Linked DNA regions of Homo sapiens: regions 1, 2 and 4 are each linked to region 3. A link is a contact called in ENCODE Hi-C or POLR2A ChIA-PET data. All regions are on one chromosome and are shown on one strand. Each heading gives the region's core, a stretch centred on a gene start or an enhancer-like site at or near the end of the contact. The rest is flanking DNA. Distances are from core to core; before and after follow the strand shown.

Region 1 (7,525 bases), core at 2,322-4,821, 1.1 Mb before region 3:
TTTGTAAAGTAGGCACAGTAAGAGATTAACAATAGAATAATTATAACAATGTAATAAAAATTACATGAATATGGTCTCTTTCTTTCTTAAAATGCCCCATATTCACCTATTTTCAGACCATGGTTGACTATGGGTAACTGAAACCCTGGAAAAGAAAACCACGGGTAATTGGGGACCACTGTACTATCTCTCTCAAAGAATAGTTATGAATATTACATGACAGAACCAGTATTAAGTACCTAGGAAAAAAACAAAAGCAACATTGAAAACCTCAACCTTTTATTGTGGCTACTCTGGGCCAGGCACTGTTCTGAGTACATAATCTTTTTTAACTCCTTTAATCCTCAGGGAAATAATATTATCTCCATTTTACAAAGGATAAACTGAGGTAAAGGTGAGGTAACTTGCCCAAAGTCACACAGGTGTTAAGTGCCAGAACTAGGACATGTGCCCAGGCAGCCTGACTCGGAGGCTTCAGAAGTTCAGTTTTTTTTCCCATCCCCTTAACCCAAAGAGCTGCTGACTTTCACATAGGATTAGCCACTCATGCCTGCACATATTGTGTTGTTAAACTGCACACGCATGTTTAGGTTTTGCTTACTGCACAACTTTGGGTAAGTTATATAACTGGTCTATCCTCAGTCTCTACACCAGCAAAATGGGGATACAACGGTTCTTTCATTAGATGATTGCTAGAAACAAGTAAGATAATCAAGACAAAAGGCTGAGAAGAGTGCTTGACACATAGGACGGGCTCCACTTAGGAAGTGCTTTTAACATCCAAAGTAATGAACAATGCAATATATTAGGAAAATTCTTGGTCTTCTATGGCTTGGTGAGGCACACAAGATTTTGTGGCTGGCTGAATCCAGTATTTTCAAATGGCTATCCTTGTTCTCTGGCAAACATACTGCATTTAAAAATAGATTTCTCATTCAATCAATGAAAAGAAATACAGGTTCACAGGATTCTGGTTAGTAAGAAATGAGACTGGGCCTAGATAAAATCTGACTGAAAGCAAGAATCTGAATAACAATAATAATAATAATAATACGATCAGAGCAGTCTTCTTGGAGGTTTTTAGGTTACGAATTATATTCCACCCACTGGATAAATGTTACAGTTAATGGTCAAAGAATTTGTGAAAAATCTATGGCCTGGCTAAAAAAAAAAAAAAAAAAAAATCTTTGGGTGATACAGGTGAAAGCAATTTTATCCCCAACACTGTTGAATACCAGGAACTTTATACATGAAAAAAGCACAGCTTTTGTGAGCATGTTGGACATAAAACAAAACACCACATTAAAGGAAAGGCTGGAGCGCAGACAGGGCAAATGAACTCATGTGAGCCCTTCTGCAATCACTGTTACGGCTTTGTATTTATTCATCTTGCACCGCACTTAAATGTGCAATAAAAAGCAAAAAGTGTGCAACACTTATTACTCTAGCTGCTTTTACTTGTTCCATAGAGATACGTGAAACAATTTCACTGCTCAGATTGAGGGAAAGAGGAGCTCATCTCATTTCAAGCCTGTAGCTGCTGCCACAGCCTCAGCACCATGTTCTAATCATAGAATTCATCATGTAAATCTCTAGCAGATGATGCCATTGGAAAACAGAAACTGCCATGGATCCAGAAATGCTTCCAAATTTCTCCTCTAAAGTTCTTATCTGTGAGCCCAGAGGCTGGTGCTGTTTTATTCAAATGGGTGAGGCCCATTGGGAAACCCGCATTCTTTGGGAGACTTTATGAAGAATTTCAACCATTCCTTGACTATAGAAAGGGCCTTTATCATTTATTTCACATATGAAAATGCTAAATATTTCACAACTACTCCAACTTATTTCTGAGTGTCTAAATCTATTCTGAAAAGGGTATGCATCACACACATACCTGTGTAGCTTATTAACTACCAATAAGAGCTCACACAAATTGCAGGGGGTATGAAAGAGTAGACTTCTGGAACTGTCCAGAAAAGAAGAGAAGGTACATTTCCTGGTTTTAAGATGAAAGAGCTTGTGTAAATTAGAACATTACAGGAGCCTTTTAAATTGTCTTAGGGATACCTTTGGGGCATCATCGCTGGTTCCTGGTGAGTCTTTTTTCTCCCTGTGATGTTAACAGGAAGTCCCTAAAACTGGCTTTGCTATTAAAATACAGACATCTGCTGCTCTCCTAATTTTTGTTCCTTTTAAAAGGCAGTACTCCCAAGAAACTCTTGGATATTGTGAGAATTAAGAGCTGGGAGATGGGGATGGAATCTTTGTCTCCCTAACACATTCATCAGTTCCCTCCCTAGAGCCCCCCTACAACCTCAGCACACAGCAGCAGCCCACTCCTCCAAATACGCCAGGGCTGGAAAGATTCATGTTGCAATACCCTCCTGACATTCCTCATTTTAATTCGCTCACTTTTTTTTTTTTTTTTTTTAAACAAAATGTAATTACTTGACTGTCAGCCTAGGCTGCACTCTGGGGCTTTTACTCCTTTCAACACAGCTGCGCTCCCGGCTTTGATGCTGCTGTCCACGCAGCTTGTCCCAGCCACAGCCTGGCTCTCAGTAATGTAACATTCAAGTGCATATTTATTTTTAAACTGACCTCTCCTAGACTGCACAGTATAAAGGAGATCCTGCCCAAAAATATGCTACTTTCTATTTATAAGATGAAACACATGCCTCCCAAAGTCGAGAGAGGGATAGAGTATAATAATTCATAACGAAAAAATGGCCAGATCCATTCATCCTCACATGTCTGATACTTGTCTGTGTCAAGCCACTTAGTTTCAAGGAGAAAGGGAAGAAAACAAAAAACAAAAAACCTTGTAAACGTCTCAGCTGTTCACCGTCAAAAAACAAAAAAGTCAATATCCAGATCTGCAGGTTGGCGCCCCACTAACAATGTCCTCCATTAAGAAAGAGGAGGGCACCGGGCAGGCGATGCCACGGCAGAGCTGTGCGATGCACCCATGTGCGGCCCTGGTACCAATCCATGATGCGAGGGGCGCGGTAGCCAAGCGCGGCTTGTTCTCAGATGGAAAAATGCTATACGCGCCCAGAATGGCTCTGCCAATAGCTCGGAGGGTGCAATGTGGCCGCGCAGCCCCACCCTGAAAAGTAGTGGGCACAAATGGTGGAGCTCTGAGTCCTGGTCGTGCCGCCGGACCCCCTCCTGGCTTGCTTTATGTCCCCTTCGTTCCGTTGGACACTAGATGGGAAAGCGATGCCCTGGGTATCCCGACTCCCTGCTGGTTTCCCAGCCTAACACCAGCGCACGCCGGAAGCGGCCACGGCCGCGGGCGGGACAGACTCACAGACAGGTAGAGAGGAAGGAGCCCTGGGCTGCCCCGACTCACCGGCCGCCGCTGAGGATCCCAGCCGCTGCCCCGGGCCTCCCGCGGGCGCACGCAATCCCTGCCGCTGTGCGCAGATCCAGCCGAGTCTGCCGGCGTGGTGCCTGCTCACCGCATTATCCGCTCCGAGACGGCGTGAAGGCGCCCCAGGCCGGTGGCCGGGTCTCCGGGCTAGCCCCGCGCTGCGGTCCCCCGGCCGCGAGAGAAGGTGCGCGCGACTGAGCGCGGGGCGGCCGGACGCGAGGACTGAACCTGCGGAGGGCGGGGCGGCGCGGGGCGGGGCCGGCGGCGCGGGGACTCACTGGGGCGGGGCGGAGGGCGCGGGCAGCGGGGCCGACCCTCCCAGCCGCGGTACCTGTGCCCTGGCCCGGGGCCAACCGGTGGCCGGGCGCGCGCGCGGGGGGGGGTCACCGTTGGACCCTCGGAGGACAATGGGCGCCCATTGTTACCTCCCCAGCGCCACCCCCCAGTAGGCGACTTCTCTCGGAGAAGATGCCGCTTTCGACTCCCTAAGCACAAAGAAAGGTCGCCGGACGCTCGGTTTAAAGAGGGACCCGGAGGTGCTGCCGCCCGGGTGCACGGGGACAATAGGACTCCGCCCGCACCCCGGACTCCCGCACTAAAACTCGTGCGCCCACCTCTCCCGATCCCAACAGGCCGACCTAGCTGTGCGAGTGGCGGGCGGTGACCCGCAGGGAAGCGAGGCCACCTGAGTGCGCCGCCCCGGCCAGGCCGCAGCTCCCCAGGTCCCTCTCAGCCCGGGCTCCGGTGGGCGCGGAGGGGGAGGGTCGCGTTCTGTCAGTTTCTAGCTCGCTCCCCTCAGAGCTGCAGCCAAAACCCGGAGAGTGGAATAAGCGCCCTGAAGATGCCGGAGCTCCCGGCTGAGCAACTGGACACGCGACGAACAGCAGACGCTACAGGTTCTCCTACCCAGAGGGAGGCGTTTCTTCTCCCTCAGGGTCTTTCAAAAGGATTTGCCTAAAGCTGGGGCAAGCCGGTGGCGGCTGCCCCAGACGCGCGACGAGGCGCAAGTGGCGCAGCTGCCGGCCCGAGAGAGTAAAATTCAGGCCGCGGTGGCACCTGCGCCCGCCGGTCACCCGGCCACCGCCAGCGCCGCCGCCCGGCGCGCCCCTCCCCTCCGCCGGGGCCGGAGCGTGAACCGGGTTAATGAATGCTAATTTTCTTAATCGGCCTCCGTCTCTTCCTCCTCCGCGAGTCGTCGGCCTGGGGAAGGAGTAGGCGACAGGAAAGGGCGGTGTTTTCCGGCTGGGAGGTCCCAGCCCGCATGGTCAGCCAGGGGAGGGGGCTGGGACCCCTGGGAGTCGGACGCTGGGGGCCTGGCCTCTGCCCTGAGACTCTCGGGTTGGATGGAAATCCTGGCACAACGCGGAGAACCTCCCGGATACCTTGGCTTTGCCGAGAGATATCAGCTTCAGGTCATCACCGCGGTGCCCTGGGTCTGTCTGAAACCTTAGAGGGTGCGCCTTAAGCCGATGTTGTAAACCCAGGCTGACTTTAAGGTGAAGTGAAAAGGAAACGCACACAATCTGGAAAGCAAAATACTTGGGTGGGGTGTTAAAAGCCTCAAAGAAAAATAGTAGTTGGCAGGTCAAATGGCCATGAGGTTGGAAGTCAAATACGAAACTCGGCTGAAGTGATGTTAGAAGTTTGACAAGCAAAAACAGTCCGTGAAGATAAGAGACCCAGCATTGTTTCCCTTCTTCAAAAGACAACTCGTCCAAAGTTTCCTTTGGCAGATACCTGGATTCTACTCCAGATTCCTGAGCATTTTACTTGGGTTTCATATTTCAAAATATATGTTCCATTTGGCACTAATGTATATATTTTATATATTAATTTATTGAAAAATATTAAATGTTCCTGGCCTACTTAGAAAAAGGTATTTTTATAAATATTTATGCATAGTTTTCATTACATAGGGTATTTTATAAGTCCAAATAATATGTGTATATATATAAAATACCACATGCAAAATTCCTTTTGAACACATAAAGACATTCCCGACACACATGTCTTGTATGTAATTTTTTTCACGTGATCTATTGTTAGCTGCTGTTAAAAGCACTTTATTTCTACATGGCCAAATAAATAACTTCTTTTACAGTTTTTGCAAATATAGAGTGGCAGTTTGTCTGAAACGGCATTTTTATTCTAAAACCTATTTTTACTTTTCTACATTATCCCTTGCCTTTTAGAGGCTTTCTCTCCCTCTGCCGTTTTTAAATGAGACTTCACTGCTGGACTCTAAACAGTTATCCAGGACCTGCTCATTCAAGGGCCTGGTGGTTTGATTTATCTTGGCTCCTTTGGCCTCGCCTCCCCACCCCTCCCCTGCCCTCCCCTCCCCACCCCTCCGCTTCCCTCCCCTCCCCTTCCCTTCCTTTCCTTTTTTTTTTTTTTCCCCCAGGGTCTCAAACTCCTGGCCTCAAGTGATCCTTCTGCCTCAGCCTCCGAAAGTGCTGGGATTACAGGCATGAGCCACCATGCCCTGTGCCTCACGTTATTTCTTTGTACTGAACATCTTCAGTGAGTAACTGATCCCTCATATAGTGAATTATTCTTCCAAATGAGTGCATTTCCTGTGCTAACTATGATAGCTTGTAGAGTTGATGGATTTAGGTTTCAACATGTTATGGGAGTCTACTACCGGAAGAGAGGAAAAAGCTTTGCTTCAGGAAGATTTTAGGAGTTTTGAGATTCTGCTGTGAATTTTGGAAAGGTTTAGCCTTAAAAACATTTGGTGGTAACCTTAGAAGCCTGGTATCTGTAGACCACCTGTCAGGCCCAACAGTGGGCTGTTTTTCTATTAGTCCCTACTTGGGAGAAAAGCCAAGTAGTATTGTCAGTGCCCTTGCTGTCCAGAAACCTGTGATCTACCTAAGTGCAGAGAGCACCTTGCCAGTGTACACAAGCAAATGCTGACCACATTCTAGTCTCTTGCTACCAAGTATGGTCCCAGGACCAGCAGCACCAAGCCTCACTCCAGGGCTACCAAGTTGGAATCTTCAGTCTAATGAAATGTGGATAGTTTGCGTGCAGATTTAATGTTTGAGAAGCACCGTCCATGAGTGCTTGGTGGTTCTCCACCTTTCAAAGCTACAAACTCATTTGAAAATCTCATGGGATTTATGAGCACCCTTGGAAAAGCATATTGATTGATACACAAAATTTTTCATATGCAGTTTCAGAGTTCCTGTAAATAATCTATTGATGCCAGGGAAGTCCTAGGTTAAGACCCCCTAGTCACAAAGAAGATTGACTCAGTGTCAGCTGGAGGAGTTAAGAGAAGATTCTCACAGGGGGCAGAGCTTAAATTAAACCTGGGGAATTTGATAGGAAGAGGAGTAAAGAAGAGCATTTCAAGCTGTTGAAATGCAAAGGTCCTGAGAGGGAAAAAGAGAATGTCCTTTTTTGTATGTGTTCATGTGAAACTTAATGAGGAGATTGTTGTTTGACAGCAGGCTTTCCTTGCAATTCCTTATCATCACTTGAACGTCCAGAAAATGAAGCCAGACTGTGGACTCAGTAGTCATTCCACTTTGGGTGTGCAAGAACCCTATGACATGGGGGTTTCACATAAGATCTCATTTCCTACTACTTTGCTCACCTCTCACTCTGCCCCAGCCACATTGGCCTTCAGGCTGTTCCAGGCACTCCCGACAACAGAGCCTGGCCCACTCTTGTCTGTGTGGGGATTCTTCCCCAAATCAGCAAAAGGCTCATTAAGATCTTTATTCAAATGAGACTTCAAGGGAGAGGCTTTCTTTCTAAAATAGCAGCCCCTCCCACACTCCCTTTCCCTAAATAAAACAGGAAGAACAATTGCTTCACTACTTGCGTTATATTTATTTACAAATTCATTTATGGCCTGTTTCCTTAAATGTATGAACTTTATTTGCTGCTGTATCTCCTGTGCCTAGAATAGGGCCTGGCATATAGTAGGTACTCAATAAATGTTTATTGAATAAATGATCTTTTAACTACAACCAGTAATGAGTGTAAAAGCCATGTTTACAACTCTATAGCTACGAAATCATAATATATGAAACATTCTTGGAATATACCACATGTTTGCTGAGACTGAATTTTCAACCACTTCTCTTTAGTCTAATGAAACAAGAAACACTAAACACATGGAACATTTTAAGTTTG
Region 2 (6,632 bases), core at 1,183-3,682, 1.1 Mb before region 3:
GGCCTGAGCCACGTCTCCCCTGACCCTGGCTATGGGACAGATCACTTTTTGCTTCTGTGATCAGGCCTTCACCAAAGAGGCAGCATGGATCTGTACTTTGTAAAAGGGAAGAGATCTCAGAAGAGAAACATTTGTAGTCGGAAAGGAAAGTGAGAAAATTCAACAGGTGGGAGAGGATGCAGGAGGAGCTGCTGGCCAGGGCATGAGCGAGGAGGGAAGTGCAGGCAGGTGGAATCGCCTGGGCCCGTGAGGACAGCAACTTGTGCAAGGGTGACTAGTGACACACACAGATAACCTTTGATGATGGAATGGGCCTATATGCCATGACTTGAAATCCCATCCCTCCTCATCATTTTAAGAAGACACCTGGGGCCGGGCATGGTGGCTCAAGCCTGTAATCCCAGCACTTTGGGAGGCCGAGGCGGGCAGATCACAAGATCAGGAGATAAAGACCATCCTGGCTAACACGGTGAAACCCCGTCTCTACTAAAAATACAAAAAATTAGCCGGGCCTGGTGGCAGGCGCCTGTAGTCCCAGCTACTTGGGAGGCTGAGGCAGGAGAATGGCATGAACCCGGGAGGCGGAGCTTGCAGTGAGCCAAGATCGTGCCACTGCACTCCAGCCTGGGTGACAGAGCAAGACTCCCTCTCAAAAAAAAAAAAAAAAAAAAAAAAAAAGAAAATAGAAGACACCTGGGTTCCAGGAGACTGCTGGTGAATGACCAACACATCAGAACAGTCAGCATGAGTCAGGGGAACCCCAGGGCTTTGCGTTCTGCCCAGAAGGAAGAAGGATCTGCTTGGAGGAAGGGATGCTGGGAAAAGAGAAAAGGAGGAGCTAAACAGGAAAGGCTTACAGGCCGGAAGCGAATTACCAGACTACAACTAGGGAGCGGGCCCTCCTGGGTGTTCCACAACCCAGATGAGAGAATTTTAGCTTTCTGTCTCAGTCAAAACTCTCAACACCAGCATTAACCTGTGGGCACTGAGCCATCTGAGGGTGCTGAGCACATTCACTCGTGTCTGTCCTTTCCTCATCTTGAACCCCTTTCCTGCAACCAAGGGTCAAGTCATGTGGTCACCCAGGCTGGAGTGCAGTGGCATGATCACAGCTCACTGCAGCATCGAAACCCTGGGCTCAAGCCATCCTCCTGCCCCAGCATCCTGAGTAGCTGAGACTACAGGTGCACAACACCATTCCCAGCTAATTAAAAACAATTTTTTTTTTTTTTAGAACAAGGGGTCTTGCCATGTTGCCCAGGCTGGTCTTGAACTCCTGGCCTCAAGTGATCCTCCTGCCTCAGCTTCCCGAGCAGCTAGGCTTACAGATGAGCCTCACCATGCCTGGCTCTCTAGTTTTCTTGCATTTCTCTACTCCCACTATCTTACCTAAATCTTAAAAGACAGACAAAGGTTCTTATAGTTAGCCCTTTCTCAAAAACCTTGACCCTGAAATTTGAACTTCCCACAATTATTCCTGGTTTCTTTCTAGTTCCACAAACTTTCTCCTAGTTCTTGGATCATGGTTTGTTCCTCTTTCCCTTCATAGATAACACTGGAGATAACATTCATCTCAGAAGTTAGATTCCTTTAAAAACAAATGCTCTAGTTCCTGGGGCACTAGAGAGAAAAGATTTGCCAACAAAAGGGTCCAGCTTGCCAGTCAGTCATGTGGCAGGTCAGAGAGAACACATGTGGCAGGCAGACAGGTGGGCACAGTGCTGCTGAGAACGGACATGCTCCCTTACAGGTTGTGTGAGAAATCCAAGAGTTTCAATACACAAAAGGACCGGAGAGGAAGCTACGGCCCTGGTTTTTATAAGGAAGGAAGAGAGCCGGGTTGCACTAGGCTAGACAATTCTAGTTTCTTGTGACTGACTGAAGCGTAAATGACAGTGATAATGATAGAAATAATCACAGCAGTAATAAATAATTTGGTTAAGAAAAAAACTGAAGCGGTGCTTTGCTTCATTTCTTACCATCTTTTTGGCAAACAGAATGATGCTGAAAATATCAAAACAGGGCAGCAGCCAGGAGGAAGGGAAAATCAAGCGGTTTTAAAAAATGACAGACAGAAAAATCAGCTCCTAAGTTACTTAGAGTTGATGCACTGGCAACTTACAGGACTCTGAAAAGAACCAAGGAGTTGGGATATTTTTAAAATTCCATTTATTTTAAAGGAATGTTTGGTTTGCCTACTAATTGTTTTTAGATTAATTCTTAGTGGAGAGAAAAAGTAAAAAAAAAAAAAAATTGCATCCTGCAAAACAGGTTGCAGTGTTAATTTAAAACACACATGTATAAAAATGGGCAGGTGGGTTGAGGGGTGCTACTGCCCCCAGGGACCTGCGGCTCTGTTCTTTTCTCCTCCTTGCAGGAAGTGAGCCTGCATCCGACTTCCCCTTTCTGGCTCGGTTGTCACATCCTTCAGGGACATTCCAGCTTCTGATCACTTTTCGCTTTGCCTCAGCACAGTCGCACTATGCGGCCAGTCACGGCACCACTGCACTACTGCACCATCTGAGCCCCATGCCAGAGTATCCAGCGACTCCTCCTGCATGTTGGAACCAACAGTCCTAGGGGAGGATGATGACTCGGCCAAGTACCCTCCGCCGCCTCCCTACCCCCAACCATCTGTGGGCTATGTCTCTCTGCTGCCAACCAGAAGATAATAATTCCACTGTGCCAAGCGCCCAGAACATGATCCTAGGCTCCACATTTAGAAGGGATAAAGGCTACCTGGAACATGTCCCCGCATGTTCAGAGGGAGGCAAATGGGAGGAAGTGAAGGAGCTCGATTAGGACATGTGAGAAGAGGCTGAAGGAATAGAGCAGCTTAAAGAGAACTCATAGAAAGAGAAAACTAATCTTAAGGGATCTGAAGGATTCATTTAATTGTAATGAAAAGGAATTAACTTGTTCTGGGAGGCCCTAGAGCTACCAAGCAGAAACTACAAGGAAAGATTTTGGCTCCTCCAAGTAACAGCTCAGGTTTCTCAAAAGATGGAATGGGCTGGGGTGGGGAGGGGACAGCAAGTATGGCCATGGGATGAAGCTCTCACAGAGGGGAGGGCGGTTACCCTGCGCCTCCCTGACAGTGCGTGAAGGGAGGTGTTCACGTTCCCATTTATTCTGAGTTTCCTGTATGGGAACACGATCACTGCCAATTTCCTTGTAGTCCCATGTCACTTTTCCATAGAAAAACGCACACGGACTTTCCCTTGAAGAAGCTTTCTCTTTGAACACGGCAGTCTTCTTACTAATATAGAAATGACCAGCCAATCTTTGGGATCAGAAACACTAAAATATTACTACAATGTGGACGCTCATGTCAATCCTTTTACAAACCTCTGTAGGAGTGCTTCTCTGAATAATTTTAAAATTGAAGGGGAAAAAAACCCCATAGTGTTAGATTTTCATTTAAGTTCAATGCTGAATTTCTAAGGCGGAAATCAGTGTAACCAGAAGCACCCAGTAACCCGAAGGGGATGCTTTTCATATTTTCAGTCTGTTTAACTCCACCCATTTGAGAAGATAAGAAGATGCCTTTTCTATTTTTAGATTCTTACCCTCTCCCCATATCATCTAAACTGAGGACATAGCTCTAAGCTTCAAGACTATGAAACTCTATTAGCTGGCTCCCCAGCTGCTGAGCTCTGTTATGCAAATGAACTTAGCCAGAACGAGCAGGCGGTATTTTAAAGACCCATTCAAAGTCTGATACATCTCACCTTCCATTATTTTAAAGGACTTTCATTTGTGATTCAGCTACAGCTTGAATTTATTGTTCTTTTACAACCCTGATTATATACAGACCCACAAATACCATATGTGAGACTCAGTGCTAATTTGTGTACACGTCTCATTTTTATGGGATCTAATTTGAAAGATCTCTTAGAAGCAAAATTGGAAGACAGAAGGTCCACCTCACATAGCACCAAGTCTGCACTTTTGAACAGAGGCCATTAGGACCTTTTTTCCTATAAAAATGAGTTACTGGGGAAGACTCAATGTGGACATAGAACTCTGGCAGTTACAACAAGGCAGGAGGAGGGCAAGTCCTCTCATGCCTGGTTCATTTATCAGGACGTGTTGTACATGGCACCAGGGCTGGTCAGAAGCACCCAGGCAGGCACTCTAGTTTCATGGATGTGAATCTCTGATAAGGCCATTGCTGTGAACTGCTCACGTGTTTCCATAACTAATGGATCTGACTTGGTCTGTGATGCTGCAAGGACAATATCAATACAGGAAGAGAACTTGACTCTGAAGTTTTCAGCAGTATTCAGCCAGGATATTCATTCTAATCTCTGCTCAAAAGCAAGGAACTTGCTCTCAGTTGCTCACAAAATATTAATATTTAAGTCAGCAATTATTCTATGCAGTACTCCAGTTCTGGTAATGGTAATTTCAAATGATCCCAAATAATAAGCTGACACTGTCCAGAAATTCAGATTATGGTCATTTAACCCATACTACCTTGGAGGGCAAAGTTCCTAGCCATTTGCCTTTAGGCCACATTCTCAAGTTCTCTGATGGGGTAAAGGGACAAATACAGGACTTCCATGCTATTCTGCCACCCTGCTAGGGCTGTCTACAATAATCCACGTTCCTTGGATGGGCTGAAACATGGCTTTTCTGTATGATACCAGCACTGGCTATATGTGGAATCTGGTAGTCGTCATTCTACTCTCAATCTACTTCCACTACCAACATCCTTGCGTTATTTGTATATGTGTTACTACAAATATATTTGTTGAATGATTTCCCTCTAACTAGGCTGAAAGCTCTTCTGTGGGCATGAGCTTATTCATCTTTTGCCTCCCACAACACATGGCCCACAGTGAACTTCAAATTCACAAGTGTTAAATCCATAACCCCTGCTAGACTTTCCATCATGAGAGCCAGGTTGACTTGCTCCCGGGGGCCAAACCCTAGAGCAAGTCTACAGAGGCTCTCTGGAAAGTGACAAATCTGAAATGCTTTGTTCTCTAAATAATTTACACCTGTGAAGAGTACTAGCTAGCATGAGTGCTTTCTGTGGGCCAGGCAGGCATGTAATGCTCAGAGCATACCTCTTAGGAAGCAGTCTTAGATGAAGCCTGTGTCTCCAGTCAATCACCCAAAATGTGGAGGAGCTAGGATTCCAGCCATAGCTGCATTCTGTAGCCACTGCCGATTTGATAACTCAAGGACTGCCAACCTGAAGACTATGTATCTTGAAGTCTGACAGCACCAAGAGGAAATGACACACCAAGAGCGCAACACGGATGAGAGGTGGAGATGCTAACCTGACCTTGTCAGAAGCCAAAAATGAGAAGAAGGGTCCTAGACACTGGTCCCTCCATCTCTAACTCACTAGGACTTTTCAGTATTTTTGCTATTGTCAACAAGAATCTCAAAAGGAATTTGACTTGTGGTAAACGTCAAAAGATTTGAATTGTAAAGTAACAAAGCCCCCCCCCCACCCCCCGCCCCCCGCCATCCTCGAGGAGAAAAACAAACATCCTGTTCTTAGAAAATCGTGTTAAGTGCTGTTCATTCTTTTCCCAGAGGAAGCCCATTGCATGCGACAGTGAACAATCACAGGCTTTCACTGGGGACAATAGCTCCCTAGCTTCCTAACTGACACTTCATTTCCCTCCTAACCTGAAACTAAGAACCTTGTGTTCCCTACATGGAAAGCTCTCCCACCTTCTTACCATCAGCCTCTATTCACAACATCCTCTGAGACCTGCTCCAGATGCACTTCCTTCCTGGAGGAAGTCTACTCGAATGCACCTCACGTAATCCAACCTTGCTACTGCTTTGCTTAGGGGTTTTCTTAGGGGTTGTGGAGGGCTTGTATTATGTGATTTGTTGTTTTCCTGTTTTGTGGTTTTAATGCCTGATATTTCCAGGTGGCTGGTGAGCTCAAAAAGAATAAAGTAAGCAAAAGGGCTATACATGAGTGTTCCTGTTGGGAAAACTCTCCTCCTTTTTATGCTGAATCACTTACAGAGCCTCCTCTTGAGCTGGGGACACAGAAGGCCCTCAAATCTTACTGAATAAGCTCTTCTAGTTTTCTTTCTGACCATCCCTTAAGTCAAGGGTCTACAAGCTACAGGCCGGCCAAATCCGGCCCCCTGCCTGTTTTTATAGATAAAGTTTTATTAGAACACACCTATGCCTATTCATTTATGTACTGTCTACAGCTCAGTGGGGTTCTCAACTGAGGGTGATATTTGTTCCCTATGCGATATTTGGCAATGTCTGGGAATATTGTGGGTTTTCGTGACTGGGGGTGGTGTGCTCCTGGCATCTAGTGGGTAGAAGCCAGGAATGCTGCTAAACATCCTACAGTGTACAGGACAACTCCCCAAAGCAAAGAATTATCTGGCCTCAAATCTCAGTAGTGCTGAAGTTGAGAAATCCCAGTAAAGGTGCTTTTGCTCTATCAGGTCAGAGTTGAGTAGCCTGTGACAGAGACTGTATGTTGCTCTCAAAGCCCAAAGTATTAACTGAGCCCTTACAGAAGAAGTCTGAACCCCTGTCTTAAATGTTGGCATTTTCATAGGGTTGGATGGCTGCTGCCCATCCCCCACTCCTCAACAATTCCCCCGGCAATCACATACCACCTCTAGGGATAACTT
Region 3 (7,049 bases), core at 1,250-3,749:
TAATATAAAACACTGTAATGTGTATTTAAAATAAACCTTGCAAGTTTGCAGGTCGACCCTCTTTGGCCCATGGTCTAGTAGATCTAGACGATCTAGAAGTATCTATAGCCGATCGCTGCATCTAGATGTTTTCTTCAATCTAACGACGATCAAACTGACAGCCAAATGAGCCAGGTGAGGCTTGATTGACGCAAGAAGATTTTTCTAGTTGGGAATGTGGTCAATCTGGTGTTCCTCTTTCTAAACCGGAGGGGGGCCCCAATTGTAAGCCAAATTTACTGTTACGGCGATCACCGTCTCAAATTTTCTGCCCTTTAAAGAATAAGGTGAAGCTAGGTGTAGATGACTCGAGGGGATCTGGCCTCTTATGCTGATCACCTCAAGGTCTAGGAGGATCTTAATTGTCGGATTTGCAAGGCGCCTCAGCATGATATCATAAGGCTCGTGACATTCTGAATCAAGGCGACTGACTCAAACGAAGAAACCTGAAAGGTTTTGACCAGGTTGATTATTAATATAGTAACATTTTTTTAATTAAACAAAAATTGTAAAATACACCTGTACAATTAACATTCAAGTTTATAGAAAAACACTAGTTTCTGCCTTGCTAATAAAAGAATTACTTGATTAACTAGAATACCAACCATTCCTTTATTAAAATAAATACCTGCTTCTTCTTCGCCGGCTGTAACGATGACAATCATAAGCATAATGTCCCTTTTCGCCACACTCATAGCATCTATCATTTGGATCAAAGGGACGTCGGGCAGGTGGTCTATCAAAACGTGATCTCCGAGGCATGCCTGTCGATAGTTCAACCCTCACTCGGGAGCCACAAATCACCCTAATAAAAGCAAATTAACAAAATTCTAAAGTTAAAAATATATTCAGGACTTATAGATTTAAAAAGAACTCTTTCCAACCACTCACTCTTTCCAACCACTCCTTCCCCCCCAACAAACTTTGGCGGTCTTTACCAAGCCCTAACTCCATCTCCGCTATCTTCTTTAACCTTCGTGTGCCTTTAGCATTTAACACTATGACCAGCTATTTAAGGTCTCTTCCAGACTTCAGAATCCAAATTTAGCACTAAGTTCATTATCTAGCCACAGTATATTTTAATGAACAGAAGATTCATAACATCTTACTTACTTTCCATCCAGTCCTCGTACTGCATCTTCTGCATCTCTAGGATCTTCGAATTCCACAAAGGCAAATCCTGGAGGATTTCTCGCAATCCATACAGTTCTTAAAGGACCATAATAACTGAAAGCCCTTTCTAACTCTCCTTTGCCAGCGCCAGTTCCCAGGTTACCAACATACACCTTGGTTTCTGTTTAAAAACGCAAATAGAAGAATGCACGTTACGCAAAATCTGGCCCAAGTTTCAATTACTTATTTGCCTTAAAACGGGCCATCCTCAAGATTGGGTAAAGCACATTTAATGCCCTCTATCCAAGACAAAACTTAGTCGTAAAACTGGTGAAAGTCCGCAAATCCCTGAGAAACTAGACTTTTGACAAAATTCTTAACGTTCTAAATAATGCGGGGTGACCCTCCCGAACACAAGCAGAAACGCGTGGTAGGATACACCGAGGCGTGGGGCGGAACCTGGCCCGGCCCCACCCATGAGTCCCGGCAGCCCCGGGCGCACCGGGAGCGCGCGGGCCCGCAGCGGCAGCGGCGTCGGCGGCGGGAGGGCCTCGGTAGGGGCCGGGCCAGGAGAGCAGGGCTGCGCCGGCTCTCGTCCTCCGCGGCAAACGTCCCAGGCACAGGCTCGCCCAAGACTCCAGCTCCCCGCCCCAGAGCCATAAACCGCGCTGGAAATAACTAAAAAAAACCCAGCCGCCAGTCGCAGATTACGTCCCCATTCCCATTCCGCAATTTAACCGATTGTTTGACGAGAACATGCAGCTCACAGCTGCCAATTTCGTTCTATCTCAAACACAACCACGATCTTACAGCTGCGGCCAGATCTGTCCGCTGAAGTGGCGGGAAAGCGCTGAGGAAATGCGCCACCACGGTCCTCAATGTGCGCAAAATGGCAGCCGCCGCCGAGGGCGGGGGGGGAGGGGGGCCGGCGGGCAGCTCCGAGAAAGGCAACGCGAAAACCGTCATCTCAACCCTGCTTTAGGCTGGATTGGGCCACAAAAATGCCCAAGAGTACGGAACTCGGCAGAGATGTACACCCGCCATCCCGTCTCCCTTCAGCACCCCGCCTCCGCTGCCTCCGGCTTCGTCTGGCGTGCTCCTAAGCCGCCATTACGCACGCGGAATAACCGTCTCCCAACCTCCGCGACAACCCTACGGCCTCGCAGTGCTCACTACACCCACACCAACGTCCCTCACCGGACTCCAGCTTCTTACCTCCTCCGTACCGCCCGTAACGCGACATGATGACAGACCCGCGTGCTCGGCTCTTTAGCAAGCAGCGCCCAGGGCTCGAGTGACGCAAAAGCTGACACACACCTTCACCCGCCAAGAGTCCCGGCGGCACTACGAGGAAGAGCCCGGGTTCGCGTTTATATATGCGGCCGCTGCGCTTTGCGCATGCGTCATCTCGTTGTTCTGCGCGGCACAAAGGAGCTGGGCGGAAACAGCCAAGAAACGACGCGGAAGGAACTGAAGAGACTAACACGCGGGTCATGGGCGGAGGGATACGTTTCTATGGGAACGCCACGATCTCTCCAGTAAACCTGAGGCCTTCCCCATGCTGTCCCGCCCCCTCCTCTCCCCGTTTTCTACACCCTCCTTGTCTTCTTTCCCGTCTCCCTACCCTCTGCCTCCTTTCGTTTTTCCCCAGGCTAGGGACCCTCAGCCTTAACAATCTTAGTACGGATGCATTAGACCGGCCTATGAAAGGCTGTACAATTTAACCGCTGATGTTGCAGCCGTCGCGCCCTTCTGCTGGGGGACCTGGCCTAGTCAGCTACTCTGATCTTTGGGGCTCATCAGAGGTAATCGAAGGTTTGGCCATGGTGAAAAGTCCATGAACCCCGCCATTCTGAGTAGTGGTTTTTACACCATAGACCTTGACGCACCCTGGGACTGGTGGTAAAGCCTCCTGTCCTACACGCCCCCTCCAACTTCTTTTGAACCAGTCACCAGTTTGCACCACCACGGTCTGAGTTCTTGGAGTCTGAAAGACAAAGGAATAGAGCTGTGGGGTCCCGCTCCCCCCTCCCCCCTTTATATTGAAATTGTGACAAAACCCTGAATGTTTAAAGCATTTTGGCCAGTGACAATTTGGAAATTATTTGCATCTGAAGCTCAAAGTAACTGATTTGCTTTTCCTAATGCTTTCTGCTTTGTAACACGTGTGATCCACCAATACTCCGATCCTGAGGACTGGGACTCCTAAGTCATCTTTGTGTATCTCCACTCAGTGGAAATAGCAGCCTTGCTGCTCAGCCACTCAACAGTACCAAATAAATGCAAAACTTCTTTACATTAGAATTGCTCTAGACACCAACTACAAATAGAGAAAAAGTTCTTTTTTGCTAGAAACATAGACATTACATCGTAAATTCTTGGAATACACAAAAGTTGGAAATGTACATAAAAAAAGACATTTAGGTATTTGCATTTTTATCTTTTTCGTCTTTTGCAACTTCATTTGGTGAGTATAGGTGTGGAATGGAGAGTACAGGGAAAGCAGGCCTAGTTGGTGAATAAAGCATGGATTCTTTCCAGGTCATGCTATGATTTTATGCATATTTTTTACGTTGATTAAGTTATGGAGAGAATTAATCTCTCTCAGGAAGATCTCTAAGAAGAAAATAGAAGCTCTGTAGAGTATATGTGTTCTCCCTTAGTCTTGGTGATTTTTTTCTTAACAAGGTTCTTCTCAAAAGAAACAATAATTATAAAGATCTATAGGTTCTTCTCAAAAGAATTAAACAATAATTATAAAGACTATATAGGGGCCAGGCGCAGTGGCTCACGCCTGTAATGCCAGCACTTTGGGAGGCCGAGGCGGGCGGATTGCCTGAGCTCAGGAGTTTGAGACCAGCCTGGGCAACACAGTAAAACCCTGTCCCTACTAAAATACAAAAAATTAGCCTGGCGTGGTGGCGTGTGCCTGTAGTCCCAGCTACTCCGGAGGCTGAGGCAGGAGAACTGCTTGAACCCAGGAGGCGGAGGTTGCAGTGAGCTGAGATCGTGCCACTGCACTCCAGCCTGGGCGACAGAGCAAGACTCCATCTCAAAAAAAAAGATTATATGGTATCTGAAAGATAAAATATAAATTCTGTAAAGCCTCACTAAGTTGACTTTCTTCTGTTAAGAAGCTATGAAAATTACTGTTGAGGCCGCGCGCAGTGGCTCATGCCTGTAATCCCAGCACTTTGGGAGGCTGAAGCTGGCGGATCACCTGAGGTCAGGAGTTCGAGACCAGCCTGACCAACATGGAGGAACCCCGTCTCTACTAAAAATACAAAATTAGCTGGGCGTGGTGGCGCATGCCTGTAATCCCAGCTACTCGGGAGGCTGAGGCAGGAGAATCGCTTGAACCTGAGAGGTGGAGGTTGTGGTGAGCTGAGATCTTGCCATTGCACTACAGCCTGAGCAACAAGAGCAAAACTCCTAGGCCGGGCGCTGTGACTCACATCTGTAATCCCAGCACTCTGGGAGGCCGAGGCGGGCGGATCACCTAAGGTCAGAAGTTCAAGACCAGCCTGGCCATGGTGAAACCCCCGTCTCTACTAAAAATACAAAAAATTAGCCAGGCGTGGTGGTGCGCACCTGTAATCCCAGCTACTTGGGAGGCTGAGGCAGGAGAATTGCTTGAACCCGGGAGGTGGAGGTTGCAGGGAGCCGAGATTGCGCCATTGCACTCCAGCCTGGGCAACAAGAGTGAAACTCCATCTCCAAAACAAAAGAGCAAAACTCCGACTCAAAAAAAAAGAAAATTACTGTTGAGCCAAGCATAGATAACTGCTTGAAAGACAGTGCATGTTATACTGTATAATTCCTAATAAACCTCAATAAACTTTTTTTTTTCCAATAAACTTTTTTTGACTCTGAATACAAAGTCTAAGTCAGGTTTTGTGGCTCATGCCGGTAATCTCTGCACTTTGGGAGGTTGAGGTGGGAGGATATCTTGAGGCCAGGACTTTGAGACCAGCCTGGGCAACAGAACCAGACCCCCATCTCTACCAACAAAACAAAACAAAGTCTATAGTTGTACTAAAGAAATTTCTAAGCAAGTAATAGTAAACAGAAGCAGTTTTAAAATTTATAACCAATTGCTTTCAAATCCTGATTCACAGACATGCTTGTCTTGCAGACAGGTGTTCAATAAGCTAATTACATACTGTTTATTCCTATGAAAGCAGGGCCAGTACAAGGCCAGGCTTTGTTAATCTGGTTACCATGAAAAAATAATAGTACTGTATACTATTTCCATAGACTATTCTACTTTCTACTGAACACTCTTTCTCTAAGAACAGGCAACCAATTCTTTTCACTAAATGTCAGTCCAAATCAGGGAGATTTTACTGTGCAGAGAACTTTTATTCCTGCTGATTCTTGTTGAAATCACATTCACCCACATAAGTTTCTGCCTCTAGAAATCTGTTAAATTTAGATTACATTCTCAGATTGTTTGAATATGAAAACTACTTTCTTCAAATATTGTAATATTTCCTAATATGAAATATTAGTTATTAACATGTTACTATTGTTAAATTTTAAAAATATTATTAGTTTAGGAAAGGGGAGTAATTCATAAGCCTTTTACAGCAGTTTTCAAAATGTATCTGCATTTTCTACATTTGGTATTTCCAGATAAATATTAAAGAAAAAGTTCCCTTTTTAATCGTACTTCTCTCACCATTTCAGTTTCACTTTTAAGTCATTATCACCATTTGAGCTTGGATGTGAAAACGTTAAAACAAGAAAGGAAAAAAAATTTAAATGTTTTGCACATTAGTCTATTTTGTTTGTTTTTTTGTTTTTAAGGCAGGGCAAGAAGTGGGCAGACCTCAGACTCCGCCTCCTGGACCCCAACTTCCCCCTCTGCCACACCAATATTCTATTTTTAATATAAATAAGTAGTCTATGCTAAAAAATACTAGTCTTTTTTTTTTTTTAATTTTATTTTTTGAGACAGAGTCTTGCTCTGTCGCCCAGGCTGGAGTGCAGTGGCACGATCTTGGCTCACTACAACCTCTGCCTCCCAGGTTCAAGTGATTCTTGTGCCCCAGCCTCCAAAGTATTATAGGCATGAGCCACCATGCCCAGCTAATCTTTGTAATATTAGTAGAGACGGGGTCTCGCCATCTTGGCCAGGCCGGTCTCGAACTCCCGACCTAAAGTGATCCACCCAACTTGGCATCCCAAAGTGCTGGGATTACAGGTGTGAGCCACCATGCCTGGCCTATAGTCTATTCTTTTTTTTTTTTTTTTTTAATTGATCATTCTTGGGTGTTTCTCACAGAGGGGCATTTGGCAGGGTCATAGGACAATAGTGGAGGGAAGGTCAGCAGATAAACAAGTGAACAAAGGTCTCTGGTTTTCCTAGGCAGAGGACCCTGCGGCCCTCCGCAGTGTTTGTGTCCCTGGGTACTTGAGATTAGGGAGTGGTGATGACTCTTAACGAGCATGCTGCCTTCAAGCATCTGTTTAACAAAGCACATCTTGCACCGCCCTTAATCCATTTAACCCTGAGTGGACACAGCACATGTTTCAGAGAGCACAGGGTTGGGGGTAAGGTCATAGATCAACAGGATCCCAAGGCAGAAGAATTTTTCTTAGTACAGAACAAAATGAAAAGTCTCCCATGTCTACTTCTTTCTACACAGACACAGCAACCATCCGATTTCTCAATCTTTTCCCTACCTTTCCCCCTTTTCTATTCCACAAAACCGCCATTGTCATCATGGCCCGTTCTCAATGAGCTGTTGGGTACACCTCCCAGACGGGGTGGTGGCCGGGCAGAGGGGCTCCTCACTTCCCAGTAGGGGCGGCCAGGCAGAGGCGCCCCTCACCTCCCGGACGGGGCGGCTGGCCGGGCGGGGGGCTGACCCCCCCCACCTCCCTCCTGGACG
Region 4 (7,136 bases), core at 8-2,507, 1.7 Mb before region 3:
TCTCCTATTGGAAGGAAATAATTGAGCTAAATAGTATTGTAGAGTCCAGTGCTGCTAAAATTTATAATTTCTAACCTGAGCTGAATATCCAAGAATTTCTACAACCTCTGCCTACCACAGATTGTAGAAATCTCTGGTGAGTTCCTCTTCTATTCACTTCAGCAACTACTACAAACTTTTGCCACCCACTTTAAGCTTCTTACTCACAATCTTCCATACCAAATCCATCCAATGAACCTAAATGAAATTTCAAAGAGGGGGAAAAGACTTAACTGCAACCAAAGCCACCTTTACCTCTTTCCTTAAGATCATGTGTTCAGCCTCTTATGTGAGGCTTAATCTGAGGTTAATCTTTCCTTATGTGCTCCTATCCTAACCTATTTGACTTCCTAGGGATTCTTCAAGGACTCTGATCATATCTCGTATGTTTTCAACTTCTCTCTCTAGTTAGGCTACTCTTGTCAGTATAATGACAATGCTCAAGTCTTTCTTATCACATGTCCCCCCTGCACTATTCCCAAAGCCTCCAGATCCTTTTATCTACCCTATGTCCTCCTCTATGTATCTGGCTCCTTCCTTTCCCAGCCTAGATGCTTCCACTTCCTTTACTCTCTTATTCACTCCTCAATCTTCTACTATCTGGCTACTGGTCACCTCAAACAATCCTCTGCGGGAGGTCACCAATAGCCTCCTCTAGACTCATTTCTGTGCTTATTTACTCGATTCTTTCTTTTGAGACTCTGTCTACCCTTCTTGAAACTCCTCCCTTGTCTTTGATAACTCTGTTCTCTTTTGGTTCTCCTGAAACTTCTCTAGCAGTTTCCACTGTTGATTTATTTCCTTCTTCTCAATTTTTAAATGCTATTTATCCTCAAGCTTCCAATCTTGGTCCTCTTTCTTCTTCCTTTATTCAGCCTTCCTAGGCTAGTGTTATCATTTCTCTGGAATTATGAAAAAAGCCTCAGAACTGGCCTCCCTGTCTCCCTTCCCATCTCTTACAAACCAACCTACCTCTACGGGCTGACAGAATGATCCTTCTGAAATATAAAGTTAGTTACATCATTCCTCTACTTAAACATTTTTAATGATTCCCTATCACTTTCAGGATAGGGTTCAAACTCTTTTACATGTCATCAAGAAACCTTCATGATTTGGTCTTCACCTTGTTGTCCAGCCTCATCTAACAACCTCATGTTCCATTCATATCGGCCATAGTAAATGGCTATGCCCTTGAACTTGCCGTGTTCTCTCATGCCTCCTAGTGTTCGTATTTGCTATTCTTTCTGAGAGGAAAACCCGTCCCGCATGTGTTGCCTCACTAATTCCTCTTGAAGATTTGATTCAACCATTGCCCACTCTGAGAAACCATCCTTTGCTTTCCTATCACAACATCGGGCTCCTCCTCTCTATTCTAATTGCAGCTTTACATGCACTAAAATAGCACTTACCACACTGTACCTATCTCCTAATTCAGGCACAGTGAAACTGCTTTCACTATCTATAACCTCAAACCACGTTTGAGGCAGACCAGGCACAGAGTAAAAGTAACTGGGTGAATAAATACAGGGAGTCAGTGTATTCATATCATGTTAAAATAGGATCCAATACAGAAAAAAAATCCATCCTTTTTTCCATTGTAAAGCAATACTCAAAAAAAAACCACACAAGTATCTATCATAGCAATACACTGTACCTGATCTTCTGCAATATGGACTCGAGCATAAGGGGAGTCTAGCAAGGTATGTAAGGCCTGCAGGCATGCTGTAACATGTTCAATGGGCTCCTCAGGTCTAGGGGAACAAAGAAACTGTATACTCACACCTGAAATGCACAAAATAAAAACATGTTTTTTCACTTATAAAACACTTTATGTTGTTTGATCCCATATTTCTTCTCTATTTATGTTTTTACAGATTACCTTAACATGTATTTATTAATACCTTAAAGTAGACTTCAAAATGGTTTCCAAGTTAAACAGCCAAACTCAACATAAGGTTGTAGTTTTGCAATTAGGTTAATATTCAAATTAGCTATGTGTGAAAGAAGGAATTCCCATGCCATCAGGTTGATTATGAAGATATTAAGTTTTTATTTCTAGGACTTTTAAAATAATACATTAAGAAAATAAATTTACAAACATTATAAAATTGTTTTTCATTAAATGGTAGCCAAATAATTTTTCATGCATACAAAGTTTTTAAATGGCAAGTTATAGAGGCACAATGGGTATCATAGTAAACAACTGCTTTTAATTTACATAGGGGTAAAGTCATTGTTTTGGAAGTTTTTCACATTTTCACTTACCAGATCTACTGATGAATCCGATAATTACACCTTATTGTGTTCCTTTTCACTCCCAGAAAACATAAGATCACTAAAAGCTTCATTACCATGTATAAATTCTTAAATGTTAAAAAAGCATCTATAGCTGGGTGCAGTGGCTCATACCTGTAATCTCAGCACCCAGCCGAGGTGGGTGGATCACCTGAGGTCAGGAGTTCGAGACCAGCCTGACCAACATGGAGAAACCCCACCTCTACTAAAAATACAAAATTACCCGGGCGTGGTGGCGCATGCCCATAATCCCAGCTACTTGGGAGGCTGAGGCAGGAGAATCGCTTGAACCCAGGAGGCGGAGGTTGCGGTGAACCGAGATTGCGCCACTGCACTCCAGCCTGGGCAACAAGAGTGAAACTCTGTCTCAAACAAAAAACAAAAAAACAAGAAACAAAAAAGCATTTATAAAGCAATTTTACATTAGGATTCACTGAAATCTTCTTAAACATTTTTTTCTTAATGGGATAATTGGTTAAGTGCCAAGTAAAAAGAAAACCTGTTGTTGAATAAAAAACATATTACGTTTTTTTACTGAAAATTGTTCGATATTGCTGTGTGAATGAGCATGACAGTTAAGTAGTTTCAGTAGTTTTTAATAATTTAATTTCTAGGTTAAAAATTCAATTAACAATTTATAAGGTGAGGTGAAAAATCCTTTCACTTTTCCTTCTCTGAACTGTGCTATACTGTACAAAATCTTTCCATAGCTTTAAAATGAAAGATATGAATTTTCAGAAGTGATAATCTTGAAATATATTAATATGACAGACCTACCTAAAATCAGATGCATTCTGTCTTTGTTAATTTCTGGCAAAGATTTAGCACTACCCACTGCTCCTGATGCCTGGTTTAAATTGACAGATGTAGAACGTTTTTGTAAACCAGATATTGCTGCTGCTTCTGTAGACTCTGAGCACGTAAATCCTGTGCTATTTAACCAAAGTGCCACCGCATGGAGAATTGGGGCCCAGGAATTCCGATAGTGAAGTCTAGCTGTATCAATAGTTTCAGGGGTATAAAATGCTCCACCTGTAAAGCAATCAAATCAATTAAAAACATTACTTTTTTTTTTTTTTTTTTTTTTTTGAGACCAAGTCTCGTTCTGTCGCCCAGGCTGGAGTGCAATGGTGCGATCTTGGCTCACTGCAACCTCCTCCTGCTGGGTTCAAGCAATTCTCCTGCCTCAGCCTCCTCAGAAGCTGGGACTACAGACATGCGCCGCAATGCCCAGCTAATTTTTTGTATTTTTAGTAGAAATGGGGTTTCACCATGCTGGCCAGGCTGGTCTCAAACTCTCAATCCACCCGCCTCAGCCTCCCAAAGTGCTGGGATTACAGGCATGTGCCACTGCACCCGGCCAAAATATTACTATTATACATGTTCGCTCATTTATGAACCACTAACAAAAATACCTGTTACATACAAAAGAGAAATCTAGCCAAAGGGCTTCTCCTCTTTATAAAGCCACCAAAAGTAACCCCTTTTCTGTAGCTGATGAACTGGAATACCTGTCTCTTCCTCACTGATGCTAGTTTTCCAGCCTTTCCTCTGCTACTGCTGATGTCACTAAGTATTCTTACCTTTTCTTACCCTGTTGTCACAGAATTTACCTCTTCATTGTTGCCAGTGGCTCCTAAAACCCTATCATCTTCTCTTTCTATCACAACCAGGGAACTCTGTTTCTTCCCTCTGTTTCTTTCTTCTTCTGCTATTCCTCTCCACCTCCTGTTGTTTCCTCTACTAACACTGAGGACTTCCTCATCACTCCTTGCTGTTATGATGGATTAAGGAAGGAAAAAAGGGGGCGGGGGAACTCCATTATTCTTATCATTAATATATAGGAAGGAGAATGGGTTCTTCAAGTAGGAACTAATAACACACTTTCTAAACAGAAAAAAATGTTGACGATTTCTACACTGATTTTGATAAGAAAACTAAAGTACAATTTGCAAAGCACTTTAGGAACATAATTTATTGGCACACTAGGAATCTGAAATAGAATATGAAAATACAAACATTGAACAGTACAGCAATATACATCTATGGTTATGCATAATGACTTGTTACCCATAGCTATTTAGAATACCCTAGCTCATACAGCTATTATTGTAACAGTGCTTGCTAATATGTTTGCTTCAGCCAACAAAAAAGCTCTATATCTTCTATCTACAAATTCAATATAGAGTACATATTCTAACTGAGACAACATCAAACTTAAGCCACAGAAATTTAAACTGTTACTATAGCAACTGTTGTTGCTAGTCTATACCGTCTCTATTTTGTTTAACTACTACTTTGAACTCCATAAAAGTAAAACTCAGAATGTAATACTCACCATCTGGAGGAAGCTGACTAGAAAATTCGGCTGGTAAAGTCAAGAGTGCATAATCTTTTAATGCTGCTAACCACAGGCGACTGAGTGTTGGTAGTTCAGGTTGTACCAGTGTTATTAAACTATCTGGTGGCAGTTCATCGATGGTACCACAGTCGTCATCATCATCGTCAGTATTTTTAATTGCTCTTTTTGGTTTTGACTCTGCTTCCTTTTTAATATTCATAGCGACCACATATACCTAATATGATATTTATGAGGACAAAATAGTAAGGCATAAGATAAAAAAATAAGATATTTTACGTTATTATAAAAATACAGTTAAATCATCAAAGATAACTGGGTATAGATATTAGAAAGTATACACTTTGGCTGGGTGCGGTGGCTCACACCTGTAATCCCAGGACTTTGGGAGGCCAAGGCGGGTAGATCATGAGGTCAAGAGATTGAGACCATCCTGGCCAACATAGTGAAACCCTGTCTCTACGAAAAATACAAAAATTAGCCGGGCATGGTGGCAGGCACCTGTAGTCCTAGCTACTCCAGAGGCTGAGGCAGGGGAATCGCTTGAACCAGGGAGGCGGAGGTTGCAGTGAGCCGAGATCGCGCTGCTGCACTCCAGCCTGGTGACAAAGTGAGACTCTGTCTCAAAAAAAAAAAAAAAAAAAAAAAAGAAGAAAGTATATACTTTGATCAGGTGCAGTGGCTCATGCCTGTAATCCCAGCACTTTGAGAAGCTGGGAATCACTTGAAGCCAGGAGGTCAAGACCAGCCTGGGTAATATAGCAAGACCCTATCTCTACAAAAAATAACAAAAATGCTAGCCAGGCATGGTGGCACATGCCTGTAGCCCCAGCTACTTGGGAGGCTAAGGCAGAAGGATCGCTTAAGCCCAGGAGTTCAAGGTTCCAGTGAGCTATGATCGTGCCACTGCATTCCAGCCTGGGCACCAGATTTGAGATCCTGTCTCAAAAAAAGAAAAAAAAAAGTATATACAACTCCATGATTTCCTGATAAACACAAAAGAATAATTCCATTTGCCTTGGAGACATTTTTCTAAAAAAACTGATCTGACTTCTGACTATTCCTCTGATGGCATGTTCCTTGAGTAGCCTTCTCAGAGTTTTTTCTGGCTTCCCTCATTCTACTTTACAAAGCACCCCCCGCCTCCACTTTTTTTTTTTTTTTTTTGCCACAGGGTATAACTCTGTTTCTGCCTCCACCTTCCTAGACTTATTAGACAACCAGGCATTCAAAGTAAGCAGCTGAGAGGCAAAAAGAGACATCAGAAAGGATTTCCATAAATATCCTTCTAAACTCCTTCTTACACAGACCTTAAATGATATTTTGCAATCTAGCATTTACAACAGATAGCCTGGCTAATATAATCTGCTAGTCACATACATTACCTGTATCCTTTCTCTCTAGTTTGTGAGCCAAAAAGACATAAAAGCAACTTTCCTAAAATATAATTTCAAAGATTCTTCTTTATTGAATCATATTTATTTTCCTTTGTTTTGTAATACATTTAGGCTTTGGCTACTGGCACATACAAAGCTGAATAACGTATTAATGAGAAAACAAAAAAAGAAAGGAATGACAGCAAGCAAGAAAAGAATTGCTCTAGATAAAAATCTCGAGAAAACTGTCTTCCCTCCACAGTGTTACATCCATTGTACCTAACGAGAAAGCCTAAGTATGGTATCTGTATAGGTACACTGCAAGCTTCTTGATGAGAAGCACTGTGTCTTACCCCTATTCCCACACCAAGCAGACTTACAGCACAGAGAAAATATACAGCAATTGACTAAATTCTAAAATAGGGACTTTGGATCTCAAGTTATGAATATATTACTGTCATATCTTCTAGTGAGTACATGCTTGTTTCCCCCCTAAATTTGTTATTACACTGTTTTTTTTTTTGAGATGGGAGTCTCGATCTGTAACCCAGGCTGGAGTGCAGTGGTGCGATCACAGCTCACTGCAATCTCCACCTCCCGGGTTCAAGTGATTCTCCTGTCTCAGGGTCCAGGGTAGCTGGGATTACAGGCACACACCAGCAAGCCTGACTAATTTTTGTATTTTTAGTAGAGACAGGGTTTCTCCACGTTGGCCAGGCTGGTCTCAAACTCCTGACCGCAGGTGATCCATCCTTCTCAGCCTCCCCAAGTGCCCAGCCACTAACATTTTTAAGAAAATGTCACAATAAGCACTCTTAAGTATATCCAGCCATTCATTCATCAAATCCTTACTAGGTAGGCACCTTTTGCCTTGAATTTGTTATTGTTCTAGGACTGGAAGCAAAAAAAAAAAACAAATAATACATAGTTTTTGCTTTCCATGAATTCACAGGCTAATATTACAATGAGAGGGAAGTAAAAAGGTGCTTAAGAGAAGAAACTTTTAAAGATTTGGCTTTAATTATTTATCTTCTACAAAGATAATCTTTTTAATGCTTTATCTTCTA

What was found. A loop is a pair of places that touch in the nucleus more often than their neighbours do. ChIA-PET counts read pairs that join two places held with the same protein, here RNA polymerase II (POLR2A). Pooled maps may share reads with other maps.
Region 1: a loop to region 3 is called in a map with no recorded cell type, with 7 times the contacts of the local background. The contact joins the promoter of CDC42EP3 here to the promoter of SRSF7 in region 3. A Hi-C loop is called at or near these places in 1 of 37 single-sample maps with no recorded cell type and 9 of 50 pooled maps. POLR2A ChIA-PET finds 5 or more read pairs at or near these places in 2 of 52 experiments (CD4-positive, alpha-beta T cell and activated naive CD4-positive, alpha-beta T cell).
Region 2: a loop to region 3 is called in a pooled map, with 4 times the contacts of the local background. The contact joins the enhancer-like site here to the promoter of SRSF7 in region 3. A Hi-C loop is called at or near these places in 1 of 37 single-sample maps with no recorded cell type and 2 of 50 pooled maps. POLR2A ChIA-PET finds 5 or more read pairs at or near these places in 3 of 52 experiments (A673, OCI-LY7 and activated CD8-positive, alpha-beta memory T cell).
Region 4: a pooled map shows a loop between it and region 3 (4-fold over the local background). The contact joins the enhancer-like site here to the promoter of SRSF7 in region 3. A Hi-C loop is called at or near these places in 2 of 50 pooled maps. POLR2A ChIA-PET finds 5 or more read pairs at or near these places in 4 of 52 experiments (Caco-2, IMR-90, WTC11 and 1 more).

The regions. Positions count from the first base shown.
Region 1 is chr2:37,668,071-37,675,595 of GRCh38, forward strand. CDC42EP3 (CDC42 effector protein 3) reads right to left here and starts at 3,572. Exons shown (of 2, transcript NM_006449.5): 1 at 3,356-3,572. RefSeq lists silencers at 3,361-3,850, 4,021-4,080, 4,091-4,160, 4,381-4,550.
Region 2 is chr2:37,651,524-37,658,155 of GRCh38, forward strand. The region is part of intron 1 of CDC42EP3 (CDC42 effector protein 3); the gene reads right to left. Among named protein-coding and RNA genes, the nearest start is that of CDC42EP3, 17 kb to the right of the region's middle. RefSeq lists enhancers at 737-926, 2,549-2,758, 3,426-3,485, 4,883-5,002, 5,449-5,954. Within about 2 kb of position 2,433, at least 27 of the 41 ENCODE cell types and tissues checked have a DNase peak (open chromatin) inside an H3K27ac peak, as active enhancers do; they include OCI-LY7, where a contact is called at or near this core.
Region 3 is chr2:38,748,862-38,755,910 of GRCh38, forward strand. SRSF7 (serine and arginine rich splicing factor 7) reads right to left here and starts at 2,500. Exons shown (of 8, transcript NM_001031684.3): 1 at 2,368-2,500; 2 at 1,153-1,333; 3 at 668-844. The coding sequence starts at 2,395. RefSeq lists silencers at 1,585-1,774, 1,985-2,084 and enhancers at 2,945-3,004, 6,348-7,049.
Region 4 is chr2:37,003,939-37,011,074 of GRCh38, forward strand. HEATR5B (HEAT repeat containing 5B) reads right to left here. Exons shown (of 36, transcript NM_019024.3): 28 at 4,673-4,910; 29 at 3,112-3,366; 30 at 1,694-1,821. Among named protein-coding and RNA genes, the nearest start is that of STRN, 41 kb to the left of the region's middle. Within about 2 kb of position 1,258, at least 2 of the 41 ENCODE cell types and tissues checked have a DNase peak (open chromatin) inside an H3K27ac peak, as active enhancers do.